Linked DNA regions of Homo sapiens: region 1 is linked to region 2. The links are chromatin loops, found by intact Hi-C in ENCODE. Cell type or tissue: tibial artery. All regions are shown on one strand. Links, peaks and the distances in the headings refer to the core of each region. The heading gives the core; the rest is flanking DNA. Region 1 overlaps LINC01819 (long intergenic non-protein coding RNA 1819). Region 2 has its middle 15 kb from the start of ZFP36L2.

Region 1 (5,370 bases), core at 89-5,088, 180 kb before region 2:
AGCCGAGATCGCGCTGCTGCACTCCAGCCTGAGGGACAGAAAAACAAACAAACAAACAAACAAACACAAGACCCTGATGGTCTGACCTTGGCCATCTTCAATATCAGTTGCTGCTCCTGAGCCCCTCCTGCCAGCTCAGTCCCTGCAGCCACACTGGCCCTCATTGGGTTCCCTGGTGTCCATCCTCCCCACCTCAGGGCCTTTGCAACTCCTGCTCCCTTCGCCCAAAACACTGTCCCCACTCCCACCTTACCTCCAGTTTCCATATGGCTCTTATTCATCCTTCGGGTCTCAGGTTAAATGTTTCTAATGCCTCTGTCTAAATTAGAACTCCCCCCAATCCCATTCTTAAACTATCCTATTATTTTTCTTCCTAGCACTGACCACAATTGTAATCGATTCATGGTGTTTTCTATCTTTCTCCCCTACGAGGCTATAAACTCCGTAGAGGTAGGGCCCTCTCTGAATTCCTAGTATTTTAGTCCAGGGTCTGCGGTTATCAATAGTGCCTAATGCATAATTGCTGATTATCCATGAAGGGTCACCCCACTGAACGCCTACCATGTACCAGAAACTCCTGGGTGCTGGAAGGAGCCAAAGAGGCAAGAAGCCACAGCTCATCAGCCTTGCAGGGCAGATGTGTCAGCAAGGGCCACGTGCTGGAGTGGCGGGGGGGGTGCCAGGGCAGTCAGGTGATCAGACTCTGCTTTTTAAGAGTGGATGGACCCCCAGAGACCACCCAATCTAGTCCATCTAAAAGGGTGTTGGGGCCCCTTTCAGAGCTCTGGGTGGTGGCACTGGAACCAGAAGCCCTCTCTCCTGGTTGTAGCTCATGCCCTTTCCATGAACCCCCTGCCTTGATGATGGCCATGTCTCAGCCACCTCTGTGTCCCCAGCTACACAGTGACTGATGTGAGGGGAGTGAGCAGGGGGCAGCTGAAGCCCTGAGACAGAGAGAGCCCACCAGAGAAGTGTCCAGAAGGCAGCTTGTGCTGGCATGACAGTTGGGTCATGTGCTGGCCTGACTCCGGAGCTGGGGCCAGGTTTTCTCATGATCCCTTCCACGGCAGAGGAGTCAAGAGAAAGATCTGGGCCTGAGTCCTGGCTCTGCCTCTTATTAGCTGTGTGTGTGGCCACTTTGAGCTCCCATTTTCTCACCAGCAAAATGGAAACAATTGGGCACACCTCATAGGTTTGTTTTGAAGACTCAACACGATGATGTATGAGGAGTCTACAGTTCTGCAGCTGGCCCCCGGCGCTCTGTAATGAATGGTGGCTGCAGGCGCAAGTTTTCATCATCCCAGCCCCCTCGCCCTTCCATCTTCTCACTCCTGTTCTATGGGCTCAACCGTCTGGAATCAGGAAAGCAATCTGATTAGTCAGATTTCGCACTGATTCCAGCCCAAGCCTACCCAAAGAGATTCTGATTGATTCCGTCTAGGATGAGTTCTAAAACTCTTTATTTTTATTAATCTTTTTTTTTTTTTTTTTGAGACAAGAGTCTCGCACTGTCACCCAGGCTGGAGTGCAGTGCAGTGGCGCTATCTCGACTCACTGCCACCTTTGCCTCCCAAGTTCAAGCAATTCTCCTGCCTCTGCCTCCGAGTAGCTGGGGTTACAGGTATGCACCACCACACCCAGCTAATTTTTGTATTTTTAGTAGAGACAGCATTTCCCCATGTTGGCCAGGCTGGTCTCGAATTCTTGACCTCAAGTGATCTGCCCGCCTGGGCCTCCCAAAGTGCTAGGATTACAGGCGTGAGCCACTGCACCCGGCCATAATCTTTATTTTTTAACAAACATCCTGGGTGATCCTGATGTTTAGCCAAGTTTGGGAGCCACTGGAATAAGTGATGATGAAATTTTATTTTAATAAAAGCCAACTTGTGCCCTTGAAAATAGGGGTTTGCCTCTTCCCATGGTCCCTGGAACCAACCACAGCAAGTAGGGCCCCCTCACTCCCCATGGGGAGGGTGGCATTCCTTCACAGCAGCTCTAATGGACGGAGTAGGGGTGGCACCAGCTGTGTCCCCTCCTGCAGCTGTTTCAATGCCATGGCCCAGTGGAAATCACTGCGAAAGTCATTCTCCACATCTCCCAAAGCTGGACCAGGTGGCAACTGGCTGGAGGAGCTGATCCCACCAGACAAGAGGCCTCTGTGAGCCAAGGAAATACACCCACCCACCTCCACTCAGCACAGGGCTCCCCCAGATCCTGCCTTCCTCAGCCAACAACTGCCTTTTGTCCCAAATCAGTTCATCCCCCTTGACTGGGAGATGTCTTTGCTCTGCATCAGGAACAGCTCTTGCTTCTCTGCACGCTCACTCAGGGCTGTTGGCTTTGGGAGGTGGTCAGGGCTGGATTCCATCTCGGCCCAGGGACACCCCCGGGCCTGGAACAGAGCTGCTCTGGGAAAACACGGGTGGAGGGGGATAGGGAAGCTGTGCATTGCGGCCTCTGCAGACTCCACTCCTCCCTGAGAATGACAGTGGGTGGGGCTTTCCCTGCCTCAGGTAATTCAGCTTTTTATGAGCTGCAGGGAGACGCAAAGCAGGGATTTGGCCCAGGAAGAGAGGAAAGGCACTGAATGAGAGAACAGTCCTTCGCCAAGGACACAGGACTGTTGACGTGGGAGAGATGGGCGCAGCCTCTGGACCTGCGCCACGACGAGGAGGAAATGGTTTTCACTGAAAAACAAAGTTGAAAAACAGTTTACTGAAGGGAAGAGAAAGAGGAAAGGAAAAAAAAAAAAACCACCTCAAACTGTCTGATCATCAAAATCACCTGGGCAGCTTGTTAAAAATACAGATTCCAAAACTCATTCCAAGTCAATAAAATATTATTCTTGGTAGCTCTGGGCTTCTTTTCCTTGTGGTTAAAAAATGCAGGTTCCAACTCAGCCAGCTGGAAGACCCTTGGGCGAGTCGGTGTCTGGGTTGAGGGGAAGCAAGACCTATGGAGTCAACACAACAGATTATGTTTCTAGTTTTCTAGTTGGATTTGGGGGAGAAAGGAGGGAAGGAGACACAACAGGCTCAGGAAAAAACTCCTAAAAGCCACTTCCCTCCAGGCAGGACGGTCTTCCACTGGCTGAGCCTGTCCAATCCGTGTCTCCTTTCTCGGGCCAGTCTCCTGGTGAATCCTCACTCTCCCGTTTCCTCCTCTTCTCCCCTCCCACCATGGGGCCCTTGTCACCCGTGGAAGTCTGAGTGATGCCCCCACAGATGTTCATGTCTTTAGGCCCAGAATCTGTCCATGACACCTCGTATAGGGCTTTCACCTGTGATTAGATTAAGCCTCTTGAGACGGGGACATTATCCTGCGTGATCTGGGTGGACCTCATGGAATCACAAGGGTCCTTCTGAAAGGGATGTAGGAGTCAGGCAGAAGGTGACCTGATGGAGGAGCAGATTGGAGTGGTGCTCTTTGAAGATGGAGGAAGGAGCCACAAGCCGAGAAACTGAGCCAGAAAAGGCAAGAAAACAGATTCTTTTCTGGAGCCTCCAGAAGGAACCAGCCCGACTGACACCTTCACGTTAGCCCAGCGAGACTGATTTTGGGCTTCTGGCCTCCAGAACTGTAAGAGAATAATGTGTGTTGTTTAAGCCCCTCAGTTTGAAGTGGTTTGTTACCATGACAGCCGCAGGAATCAAATGCCCCCGACCTCTATCCTGTCCACTTTACCAGCCCGGCCCCTGCCAGGGTCTCCCGGGACCAAATGCTTGCCGGCCCTGGGCCCTCCTTAGAGCCTGTCTCTCTTGGCCTCCCATCAATATGTGATATTTTCTCCGTTGGTCGTTCTTAAATCTTGTGACAGCCCACTCCACTGGTGTTCCTCATGCCTTGATGCTCCTCCTTAGCCCCCTTCCAGCACTTTCCAGCCCCACCTCTTACCCCACCTTCAACATGGCCATGTGGCCCAGGGTCCTCTTCTGAACCCTCTTCTCACTCTCTGCTTTCTCTACTTCCCAGTGATAATCCCAGATCAAGGCCATGGGTCCACACCCTAATAACGATGGGTCCCTTATGCTCTTCTCAGCAAACAGGTATTAATATATTCCCTGCCTGTTGAAATCCAATTCACCTGTTCATCCCTCAATGCCCCACTCAAATGTCACCTCCTCCAGGAAGCCTCCCCTATCTGTCATGCCATATGCTTGTTAACAGTGTCCATCCGTCGACCCCATGGGATTGTGTGCCTAATTTATAAATTGAACTTAGAAGCTAGGATCTACAATATTTTGAGACATAGAGAGAAAAACTATGCTCACATAACTTTCATTGCAGCATATTGTTATAATTGATCTATTTTATTATTGTTGTTGTTCATCTCTTACTGTGCCGAATTTATAAAATCAACTTAGAAGCAGAGTCATGACCTAGTCAGCCCTGGACTCTCAGCACCCGGCACAGTGGAACCCAGCTCTGGGACATGCTCTCCCTCCTCACTGCCATAAACACCTGAGCAGGTGTTGGAGCTGTGGAAGCTGCCCTCTGCCATTCTGCTGCCTTCTGGCCTAGGCCAGGCTGTCACAGTGGGGTTCACTTCCCTTAAAGAATCATAAGAATAGATGTCAAGTTTCCATTCTGGCCACACTGGCCTCCTGACTCCTACTCCAACAGGCCATCCCCTGATGTCCCACCTGGGACATGAATCATTCCTCTCTCCAGCGTATCCATGCTGTGGCTGCCACCCACCTGCGTGTCCCTTAGGGGCCATCTGTCAAGGTATCATGGTGCTTGTGTTCAAGTAACCCTTGTTTTACCTTGTAATGGCCCCAAAGCACAAGAGTAGCAATGCTGGAAATTTGGATGTGCCAAAGAGAAGCCGTGAAGTGCTTCCTTTAAATTAAAAGGTGGAAGTTCTTGACTTAATAAGGAAAGAAAAAAAGTGTATATTGTGCCAAACAATGAGATACTATGCAGCCATTAAAAATTGTATTTTCAGGCTGGGCATTGTGGCTCACACCTGCAATCCCAGCAATTTGGGAGGTCAAGGTGGGCAGATCGCTGGAACTCAGGAGTTCAAGACCAGCATGGGCTACAGGGAGAAACCCCCGTCTCTACAGAAAACACAAAAATTAGCCATGCACGGTGGTGCACACCTGTGGTCCCAGCTACTTGTGGGGCTGAGGCTGGAGGATCACTTGACCCTGGGAGGTCGAGGTTGCAGTGAACCACGATTGCCCTGCTGCACGCCGGCCTGGGTGACAAAGTGAGAGACCCTGTCTCAAAAAATATACATAAATAAATCAAATAAAATTGTATTTTCAAAGACTATTTTAATGACCCAGGAAAATTCTTATGATATAATTTATATGGAAAAAAAAATCAAGATTTTAGATCTCAGATCTTAGCTCAGGTAGCTAG
Region 2 (5,370 bases), core at 259-5,258:
GGAAACTGAGGCTCAGCTGGGTCTGTCAGTACCCTAAAGTCATATAGCTGAGTGATTCCAGAGCTCCTACTCTCAACATTGCACTTTATTGTTCCAAGTAAAAGATTGCATTCAATCCTGTTCAGTTACTCAGTCATCTAGCATTTAGATGGCACCAACTGCATGCAGCCACTGAGTAAGCCACAGCCTTGATTTAAGTATCTTGTGGCCGCCCAGCTGGCACTATGTTGGGGAAGGTGGGGGGCGGGAAGCAGGAGAGTTGCTGCTCCCCAAGAGCCTGGAGGTGTGGGGAAATGGGGCTCAGCCACGGGAGATTGTGAATACAGGTTCTGCCACCAGCCACTTCTAGGCGTGGCTGCATAACCGTGGATGATTCACTTAACCTCTGTCTGCTGGGGTTCTGGCTCCCATGATGGTTAGAACACCACCTTCTAGGATTGGTTCAAGGATGGCATGGCATAATAAGAACACTTTGAGGGAGGGGGTTTGACAGAGTATACTCCATAAATTATGGCCACTGTTATTATTATTATTATTGAGATGGAGTCTCAGTCTATCACCCAGGCTGGAGTGCAGTGGCGCAATCTCAGCTCACTGCAACCTCCGGCTCCCAGGTTCAAGTGATTCTCCTGCTTCGGCCTCCCTAGTAGCTGGGATTACAGGCGCGTGCCACCACGCCCAGCTAGTTTTTGTATTTTTAGTAGAGACAGGGTTTTGCCATGTTGGCCAGGCTGGTCTTGAACTCCTGACTCAGGTGATCCTCCCGCCTCAGCCTCCCAAAGTGCTGAGATTACAGGTGTGAGCCACTGCACCTGGCCATGGCCATTATTCTTAAAACGAGCAACTGGAGAACAGGGGACTATTGAGCTTGGCCAGATGTCCAGCTATGTATCCACAGGGGCCTCAGGAGTTTTCAGAGTGGGGAGCAAGGCCTCTGGCCTGGAGCAGACAGGGCTGCTTCCTAGAAGAGGAAGCCTCAGGTGCCAGGCTGAAGGGCTGGAAACTGGGAGCTGGTGGGAAGGAAGGTGTCTGGGCCAGGATGTGGAGTGGGGCAGGGAGGAGGTGCGCCTTTGAGTGTATGTGAGAGAGACAGAGACAGCTGGCCCTGAGGCCACCGTACAGGTGTGAACAGGTGAGCCGTGAACCCCATGCTGATTCTTTGCAGGGCAAGGGGCTCCTATGCCAGGGAGAGGCCTCTGGGACACAGGAGCGCTGTGGGGTAGGGAAGCCTGCACGCCTCACACGTGGGGGATGCATGGCCTGCAACTGACCAGAAGAAGCCCAGTTAGGCCCTGGCTGGGCTCTCCTTTGGTGCTATCCCTTGGGCCAGTATCAAGAGCTGCAGATGTGCACGCCTATGGAGCTCTTGGGAGCCTCAGCCCTCACGCCCCCATCATCACCCCCCAGCCAGCCCACGGGGCCTCAGGTGGCGGGAAGGCAGGACCGCAGGGCCTGTGGCAGGGCAGGGAAAGGCACGGAATGGTGTTTACATTTTCCCTCCTTCCCTGCTGGCCTGGCGGTTACACCACTGCGGTTTGTTGGCCCCAGGGAGCGCCTCCCTTACATAACGCCTGACATAACTGCCCTAAAACACACGCATGGCAACTCCCACATAGCACCACACATGCTGTCATGCCGGCTCACCCCCCCACACTCACACACACTCACAGAGCCACACCACAGCCTCACGCACTCACACACACACACCCCTTCCCACACACGCTGTCATCCCAATGCTGTCATTTCAGAAAGGATTTCTTTTGCTCCCACCACCCATCACACAGGCAGGGCCTCCCCGACGTGGCTTCAGTGCCTCTGGTTCCTCAGGCCCCAGGAGCCCTGAGCCCACTGGGACTGCTCCAGGCCTCGCCTGGGTCTCCCAGGTGGCAGCCTCAGACTGTGGTGCCAGCCTAGGCAGTGGACGACAACAGGGGGACTTGAGAACAGGGCAGGGAGTCGGAGAAAGACCAGAGTCCAGGCTGGAGCCCCTGAGATGTGGACTCCAGAAACTCAGAACAGGCAGTGGGGAGGGACAGACAGGGAGGGACGCGGCCTCCGAGGTATTATACTTAGTGCAACATGTTACTACGAGGGCAGGCTTCAAGCATTTAATGCATGATGGGCCAGGCGCAGTGGCTAACGCCTATAATCCCAGCACTTTGGCAGGCCGGAGGATGGCTTGAGCTCAGGAGTTCGACACCAGCCTGGACAACATAGCGAGACCCCCTGTCTATAAAAAATAAAATAATACTATAAATTAGGAAAAATGCATGTGACCCTCCCAAGAAACACGTGAGCCACACTGTGACCCATGCATGCTACTTCTCGGGATTCATCTGATGGAGATATTCACCCAAGGCCCTGAGTTAAAAAAACGTTCATGCTGCAATGTTGGTAAAAGCAAAATAATGCAGAGCCTCCCTGTCCATCCCCTGGACCCTCACAAACAGAGCCACATGCAGCCATGTTCCAATGCCCTAAATGATAGGTCAGGGGAGAGAATGACCCCATTTTGTGACTGAAACCATATATGAATGTGTGTGTATAAATATTTGTAGATAGGTGCCTCACCAGATCTCTGGAATGCCTTACACAAAGTGGCCACAAAGTGGCCACATTTGCTGAGTGGGCCTGAGGAGGAAGGTTAAGGGGGCCTTTTCCACTTGCACGTATTGGGATTCACTGCAGCTGTTGGAATATTCATAACAAGCAGGCATGAGTTCCAAATAAGAGGAAAAAATTGGCCAGGAGCGGTGGCTTACACCTGTAATCCCAGCACTTTGGGAGGCTGAGGAGGGCGGATCACCCGAGCTCAGGAGTTCAAGACCAGCCTGACCAACATGGTGAAACCCTGTCTCTACAAAAATACAAAAAAATTAGCCGGGCATGATGGTGGGTGCCTGTAATTCCAGCTACTCAGGAGGCTGAGGCAGGAGAATCGCTTGAACCCGGGAGGCGGAGGTTGCAGTGAGCCGAGATAGTGCCATTGTACTCCAGCCTGGCAACAGAGCAAGACTCTGTCTCAAAAAAAAAAAAAAAAAAAGATAAAAAAGAGGAAAAAATCAACATGAGGTTCCTTGTACCAAGGAATAGTGCATCTTTGCCTCTTCTGAATGGCTGGGACACTCCGCCCTCTTTGTGAGGGCCTGGGGCGGCATCATGGCGCTGCCACTTATGCACTGGGAGACCTCAGGCAAGCATCTTTCATTCTCTGAGCTCCATTTTCCTCATCTGTCCAATGGGAGCGAACAGGGCCAGTCTCACAGGGCAGATTGGTTTTGTCGTAGAAACAGTTACTGAAGCCCTTCGAGGAGCCAGGCTTGGGGGCTGCAAGGAGGAACACAATGTTCTTGCTTTGAAGGAACTGACAGGGTAGAGAGGAAGACAGACATAACCAGTTGTTGTGGGATGCTGTGATATGTGCTCTGATAAAGGCCTGGACAGTGCCCCGGTGGGGCCAGGGTTGGGTGGAGAGGCTAGATCTGAGTTTGAGATTCAGCCTGGGCTGACCGCGGAGGGAAGAGGCGAGGAAGCAGGGGGTCACAAGGGGATGTCCCAGGCAGGGGTGGAAGGAAAGTAAAGGGCCCAGAGTGTGAACAGCATCTCTAGGAATCCTTGGTGCTCCCGAGCAGCTAAGAAGCAAGGAGCATAGGCAGAGGAGGGAGGTTTTTCCGGATCCCAGAGCCTCCTTGGACTTGAACAGTGGGTGGTGGGACCCTGTGTAGCGTCCTAGGGCAGAGAAGAGTATGATCACCCAAGTGCTTTACAACCTTGCTCTAGAGGAGTGGTGGCCTGGAAGAGGACCAGCCAGGGCTCCTGGTTGACAAGGTGTCTGGGTGAGCGTGGGGCAGGCCTGAGTTGCAGAGGAGCTAGAGACAAAGGGGGCAAAGTCAAGGCCTGGTTAGAAAGCAGAGTCATGATGGTTGGGCAACCTATGAGGGAAGGGGTAGAGGGAAGTGAGAGAAAAGACTGGGGAAGCGTGCCAAGTTCTGGCATGGGTTCCTTGAGAGATGTGGTGTCACATGCTTGGGGACAGGGACAACTGGAGGGGTTGGTGTGAGGTGCATCTGGGAGGAGGTGGGTCCCAGACTGCTGAGTGGGGCTGAGAGATGCCAGCACGTGTGGGCAGTTAGGCAGAGCTCAGTCCCTTCCCCTCTCCACTGGCACTTTCAATCTGCCAGGTGGAGCAGTAGTTTGGGAATATTCTGGAGTCTCTTGGCTTTTGGAAGGAAGGAGAACCAGCAAGGACATCATGGGGGTATCCCAGGACCTGCTGCTGGAAGCATCTTTCCTTCAGCTGTTGGTATTTTAATAGAACATTCTAGACTCACAGTGCTGTCCAACAGAACTTTTGTGATGACAGAAATGTTCTGTGCTGTTTAATGCAGTAGCCCCTAGCTCCATGTGGCAACTGAATACTTAAAACGTAGCTATCTAGTATGGCTGAGGAAGTGAGTTTTACATTTTGCTTACTTTTAATTAATTTAAATCTAAATGGCTACACGCACAGCTACAAACCCTGGGAGTTTGGTGGGGGCAAACCATGGGGCCTTCCTGATGCCCATCAGATTGGATGCCTACTGATTAGAAGTGGAAAAATACCCCAAAATGGTAATAACAAACAAACCATAAATATTGCACTTTTTTTTTTTGAGACGGAGTTTCACTCTTGTCGCCCAGGCTGGAGTGCAGTGGTGCAATCTCGGCTCACCGCAACCTCCGCCTCCCAGGTTCAAGCGATTCTCCTGCCTCAGCCCTCTAGTAGCTGGGATTACAGGCATGCACCACCATGCCCAGCTAATTTTGTATTTTTAATAGGGATGGGGTTTCTCCATGTTGGTCAGGCTGGTCTTTTTTTTTTTTTTTTTTTGAGACAGGTTCTGGCCCACATGGCAAAACCCCGTCTCTACTGAAATACAAAAAATTAGCCGGGCATGATGGCGGGCGTCTGTAATCCCAGCTACTCGCGAGGCTCAGACAGGAGAATCACTTGAACCTGGGAGGCGGAGGTTGCGGTGAGCCGAGATCACGCCACTGCACTGCAGCCTGGGTGACAGAGCAACACTCTGCGTCAAAAAAAAAAAGAAAGAAAGAAAAGAAAAGAAAAAAGAAAACTGAAGTTCAGATTTGCTTGAGGTCACGCAGGTAGGAGGCAGCACTGGGCTGAGATTTGATTGCAGTCCAATGGGAGCCCCTGCTTGTAACCCCTTAGGGCCAGGCCCTTCCACAGCCATGGAGGTAATGCCTGCCCAAGCTCCCTCCGGTCCCAGCCCCTGCAGCGGCTCTGGACCTACAGGGCTATTGTTGGCAAGCTCCTGCCTGTCAGCCCCACAGACTCTCTGGGCCCCCTCTGAGAAGCCTGCTGGATGG

What was found. A loop is a pair of places that touch in the nucleus more often than their neighbours do. Peaks named below come from ENCODE experiments on the same cell type or tissue, not always from the same donor. Only the 100,000 strongest peaks of a DNase experiment are listed, where the experiment ranks them.
Region 1: it touches region 2 in a loop (3-fold over the local background); 84 of 110 quality-filtered maps call a loop at or near these places.

What each region holds. Positions count from the first base shown.
Region 1 is chr2:43,029,950-43,035,319 of GRCh38, forward strand. It overlaps LINC01819 (long intergenic non-protein coding RNA 1819), which reads right to left. Exons shown (of 6, transcript NR_110585.1): 3 at 5,106-5,203; 4 at 1,186-1,352; 5 at 1-28. Among named protein-coding and RNA genes, the nearest start is that of LINC01819, 6.9 kb to the right of the region's middle. In tibial artery, for the core only: no CTCF peak of the experiment used is centred there; DNase peaks (open chromatin) are centred at 92 and 2,552; H3K27ac peaks cover 1,994 bases.
Region 2 is chr2:43,209,204-43,214,573 of GRCh38, forward strand. No RefSeq gene overlaps it. Among named protein-coding and RNA genes, the nearest start is that of ZFP36L2, 15 kb to the right of the region's middle. RefSeq lists an enhancer at 870-1,464. In tibial artery, for the core only: no CTCF peak of the experiment used is centred there; no DNase peak of the experiment used is centred there; H3K27ac peaks cover 867 bases.